Linked DNA regions of Homo sapiens: region 2 is linked to region 1. Evidence: read pairs that join two places in POLR2A ChIA-PET (ENCODE). Cell type or tissue: IMR-90. All regions are shown on one strand.

Region 1 (2,500 bases):
GAAGTCGAGTGAGCTATGGTATGGAAGGGATGATACAATCATCATGTTTATAATAAGCAGGGATGTAGGTGGTGTTGACTGGAAAAGCAATTTAAATATCATGAAGAATATCATGAAAATTAAGAGAAATAAAGATCCAGGGATGGGCAGATTCATAGTTTTTAATTGTTGAATTAAGAAAATAGGAAACATACGTAAATGGTAAGTAAACTTTTGAAGTGAAAACTAAATGTACTCAAAAGCATTCATCTATTTCAGTCATAGTGGGAAAATGTGGTGGCATTGCAGAATGCTGGAAGTAATTTTGATTTCTATTCAGGGGCCGTATTTATCATTGAGAATCTGGATTATGAGAGCTCTCATGAGTATTACCTAACAGTAGAGGCCACTGATGGAGGCACGCCTTCACTGAGCGACGTTGCCACTGTGAACGTTAATGTAACAGATATCAACGATAATACCCCTGTGTTCAGCCAAGACACCTACACGACAGTCATCAGTGAAGATGCCGTTCTTGAGCAGTCTGTCATCACGGTGTGTATTTTTTCCCCATTACAGTGAAAACTGTGTATCTTCTGGATCTTTGCAAAAGTTTTTAGTAAAATCAATCTAGTTTTTGTAGCGGCCTTTGTAAATATTTTGGAGATTTGAAAGTGTCTTTTGTTAGGCCAACTGATTGCTGACTTTGTTATGAATAATTGTGTTAAAACAGCTAAGCTAACCCTGTCTCTACTAAAAATACAAAAAAAAATTAGCCAGGCGTGGTGGCGGGCGCCTGTAGTCCCAGCTACTCGGGAGGCTGAGACAGGTGAATGGTGTGAACCCAGGAGGCGGAGCTTGCAGTGAGCCGAGATTGTGCCACTGCACTCCAGCCTGAGTGACAGAGCAAGGCTCCATCTCAAAAAAAAAACAACAACAAAAAGAAACAGCTAAGCTATTAATATCACAAATTTTGTGTAATAGGTTTAGGCCTCTTCTTAGCTGTCTCCTAAACAGGAGTGTGGTGTGTTCTAGGTTATGGCCGATGATGCCGATGGACCTTCCAACAGCCACATCCACTACTCAATTATAGATGGCAACCAAGGAAGCTCGTTCACAATTGACCCCGTCAGGGGAGAAGTCAAAGTGACCAAACTTCTCGACCGAGAAACGGTAAGTGAAAAAGGTTGATTTACGTTGTTTACAAATCACCACATCAATAACTAGAAATGCCTTGTGCTCTTGTCTGCTGGGCGTGGTGTGAGCAGGACTGACCGCCTCAAGAACTGACGGCAACATGTAAACACTCGAAAAGCAATGACACTATGAAGATCTCAATGTGAGAAATGTGTTCCATGCTAGGATAAAGTTTGGATAATAAAGCTTTGCATTCAGGAAGGAATTACTGTTGGTTCCAGTGTTCTGAGACACTTCCTAAAGCTAGAAGCTGGGTTTTAAATAATAGCAGAGGTTTGGAAAATCATAGAGGTTGAGAGAAGGGAATTTCCAGCGAGGAATTGCATGGACACAGGCATGCAGATAGAAGCCAAGAAATATATTTAGGGGACTTTACCCAGTTGTATTGGAGTAATCATAAGAAGAAAGCAGAGTGAGATAAAATAGGAAGGTATTTTACACACAGGTTATTGGCCACATAGAAAACCAGGACCAGAGGTTTGGACCTGATGCCTCAGGCACTAGGGTATGAGCATTTGTGAGCTGAGGAAGGTCAGTTGCTCCCCTCTATCTGCAGATTCTGCATTCGTGAAGTCAACTCAACATGGATCGAAAAGTATTAGAAAAGAAAAAATGTCGGGTGTGGTGGCCTCCTCCGATAGTCTCAGCTACATGGGAGGCATAGGTGGGAGAATTCACTGAGCCCAGGAGTTGAAGACCAGCCTGGGCAACATAGTGAGACCCTGCCTCCAGAAAAAGAAAGAAAAACAATAAAAAATAACAATACAACAACAAAAAAAATACAACCCCGACCCGCAGTATAACAACCATTTACATTGCATTGATACTGTATTAGGTACTATAATCTAGAGATGACTTAAAGTGTTTGGGAGGATGTGTATAGGTTATATGCAAATACTACACCATTTTATATCAAGGACTTGAGCACCAGTGGATTTTGGTGTCTATGAATACCAAATGAAGAAACTATTTGCAAAGGAAAAATTAGAATCCACAAAGCTTAGATATGGCTCCGTGTAGAAAGCATTGGTGTCAGAGGCAGCCTGATTTTTTGGTCTTGCTTTGACTGGGTAGTACCATTAAAGAAAAGTTATGAGGTATAAACGTGTAAGGGATGGGAGAGGCTAATGAATGTGGTTTTCAATATGCTGGTTTTTAAAGGGAAATAGCATATTCAGGCAGAATTACTCAGCCAGTATTTGGAGATTTTAGTCAGATTTAGAGACTGGAAAACCCTAAGTGTAGATATGGTACTTGCCGTTGGAGATGTTGATAGAAGTGACATGAGGGATTGAGATAAATATGAACAAATAAGGAGAGGCAG
Region 2 (2,500 bases), 200 kb before region 1:
ATAATACATTTTCTGTAAATCAATTCATATAAGGTAACAAAGTCAAAATTAATCTATAATTTAGAAATAAAGATAGTGGCTACTACAGGGATGAGGAGAAAAGAAATACAAGCAGAGATCCTCAGATGCTGGTAATATATTATGTTTCTTGATGTAGGGACTGGATACTACAGTGAAAATTGTAAAATTCATCAAGCTGTATACATTTAGAATATGTGCACTTTTAAAATGAAATTCAATAGTTTTTAAAAATAAATAAATAAATATATCTGTTAAATCCTACAAAAATTCCCAAACTAAATATAGTCGTATGCCACATAAGGACTTTCAGTCAAGATGGACCACATATATGATGATGGTCTCATAAGATTATAATAGAGCTGAAAACTTCCTATTGCCTAGTGACGTGAGGCAAAGCATTATTCATGTATTTGTGGTGATGTTGGTGTCAACAAACCTACTGTGTTCCCAGTTGTATAAAATTCTAGCCCATACAATTATTATATAGTACATAACACTAGATAATAATAATAAATGACTATGTCACTGGCTTATGGATTTACCAAAAAAACTTAACTGTGAAACAACCTCAGGCAGGCCCTTCAGGAGGTATCCAAGAAGGCACTGTTGTCATGGGAGCTGACAGCTCCATGCGTGTTATCGCCCCTGAAGCCCTCCCAGTGGGACAAGATCTGGAGGTGGAAGGCAGTGATATTCATGATCCTGACCCCATGCAGGCCTAGGCTAATGTGTGTGTTTGTGTCTTAGTTTTTAAACAAATAATTTAAAAAGTAAAAATAAAAATAGAAAATTTTAAACAGTCAAAAGCTTATCAAATAAGGATATAAAGAAAAAATACTTTTGTACAGCTGTACAGTATATTTGTGTTTTAAGCTAAGTGTTCTTAAAAGCGTTTTAAGTGTTATCAAAAGGTTTTTTAAAAATAAAAGTATATCAAGTTTAACAAGCTGCAGTAAACTAAGGTTAATTTATTATTGAAGAAAGAAACTGTTTTATAATTTAGTGCAGCCTAAGTGTACAGCATTCATAAAGTCCACAGTGGTGCGTAGTCATGTCTGAGGCCTTCACCTCCACACACCACCCACGCACTGACTCACCCAGAGCCACTTCCAGTCCTGCAAGCTCCACTCGTGGTAAGCTCCCCATACAGATGTACAACTTTTTCTTTTATACTGTATTTTTACGGTATCTTTTCTACGTTTAGATATACAAATACAAACCGTTGTATTACAATTGCCTAGAGTGTAGAGTCACCTGCTGTGCAGGTGTATAGTCTAGGAGCAACAGGCTGTACCATATGGCCCAGGTGTGGAGGAGGCTGTGCCGTCTAGGTCTGTATAAGTGCACTCTATGCTGTCCACACAACGGCAAAATTGCTTGGTGCTGCATTTCTCAGAACGTATCTCTGCTGTTAGGTGATGCCTGACTGTATATGTAAGTATGTAGACACAGCCTAATTACCCAGAGAATTGACTTATTACCTAAGTATTCTGTGGAAAAATTTCATCTGGAACAACTTTCCAAAGGCAACATCAGAGGTTTTAATCTACCAAAGCCAGCCATTTTTTCAAACCACAATGTCCCGCCTCCCTTCTAGTTCTTCATTATTTGATAAAAATCTCCCATGATTCTTCCTTTTCCAAAAATGTTTTCTCATGCCAAGGCATTCCTTGTTGTGCAGTAAGACACTCCTTTAAAACTGTTAAAATTTTACAGGAAATTCTAGCTCATGGCCAAATTTGTTTCAGAATGTCTAGAAGGTAAATGGCAACACAGAGATGAATTTTTCTCCAAAGTACTTGAACTTCATCATTTTGCCTGGCACTGTAATCCTCAACTAATAGCCTCTAACTGAAAATCATCCATTCGTAACACCGTGAAAGGATTCTGTTACCCCAGTTGCAGCTGGCTTGATCTGGATCTGCAAGAACTTGTTGACACTATGTCAGAAATTCCTCCTATCAGGGATATCTAACTCTTTACGGGGTCAGCACTTACATGTATTCACTTATTTCAGGTGAACAATATAGTTAAACCTGAAATGCTCACACACTTCAGCAATTTTCAAAGATTATTTATATATACATATGTGTGTGTATGTATACACATATATTTAGACAGTCATATACATATTCTACTAAAACATTCATTCCGAAAAAACATGAGTGGTAGCTTTCCCATAAATACTACCACGTGCTTGTTTTTTCATAAAACACTTAATGCATTTGAAAAAGCTGCACTGTATCTTTAATTAAAAATATTAATAGACATGCTTCCACAAAAAAAGATGCATGAGAATATTCTCAGACTTAATGTGTATATGAGCTGTTTTTCATTACACTGCTTTAAAAGTCATATTTCTTAGGTCGGTAATATTTTAAGGTAAAACAACATGTAAGTAAATGTAAGGGTGACTAGCTGCAGCACGTATTGTAGAATCTGTATTCTATTAGCAGGGTCATTGCCAGGTTCCTTTGTG

The links. ChIA-PET counts read pairs that join two places held together with the same protein. Peaks named below come from ENCODE experiments on the same cell type or tissue, not always from the same donor. Only the 100,000 strongest peaks of a DNase experiment are listed, where the experiment ranks them.
Region 2: POLR2A ChIA-PET joins it to region 1 with 8 read pairs; 2 of 35 experiments call an interaction of 5 or more read pairs at or near these places.

Annotation. Positions count from the first base shown.
Region 1 is chr4:186,607,835-186,610,334 of GRCh38, reverse strand. FAT1 (FAT atypical cadherin 1) reads left to right here. Exons shown (of 27, transcript NM_005245.4): 15 at 320-534; 16 at 1,015-1,152. Among named protein-coding and RNA genes, the nearest start is that of MTNR1A, 54 kb to the right of the region's middle. In IMR-90, no CTCF peak of the experiment used is centred here; no DNase peak of the experiment used is centred here.
Region 2 is chr4:186,807,426-186,809,925 of GRCh38, reverse strand. No RefSeq gene overlaps it. Among named protein-coding and RNA genes, the nearest start is that of FAT1, 85 kb to the right of the region's middle. RefSeq lists an enhancer at 977-1,271. In IMR-90, no CTCF peak of the experiment used is centred here; a DNase peak (open chromatin) is centred at 1,095; H3K27ac peaks cover 406 bases.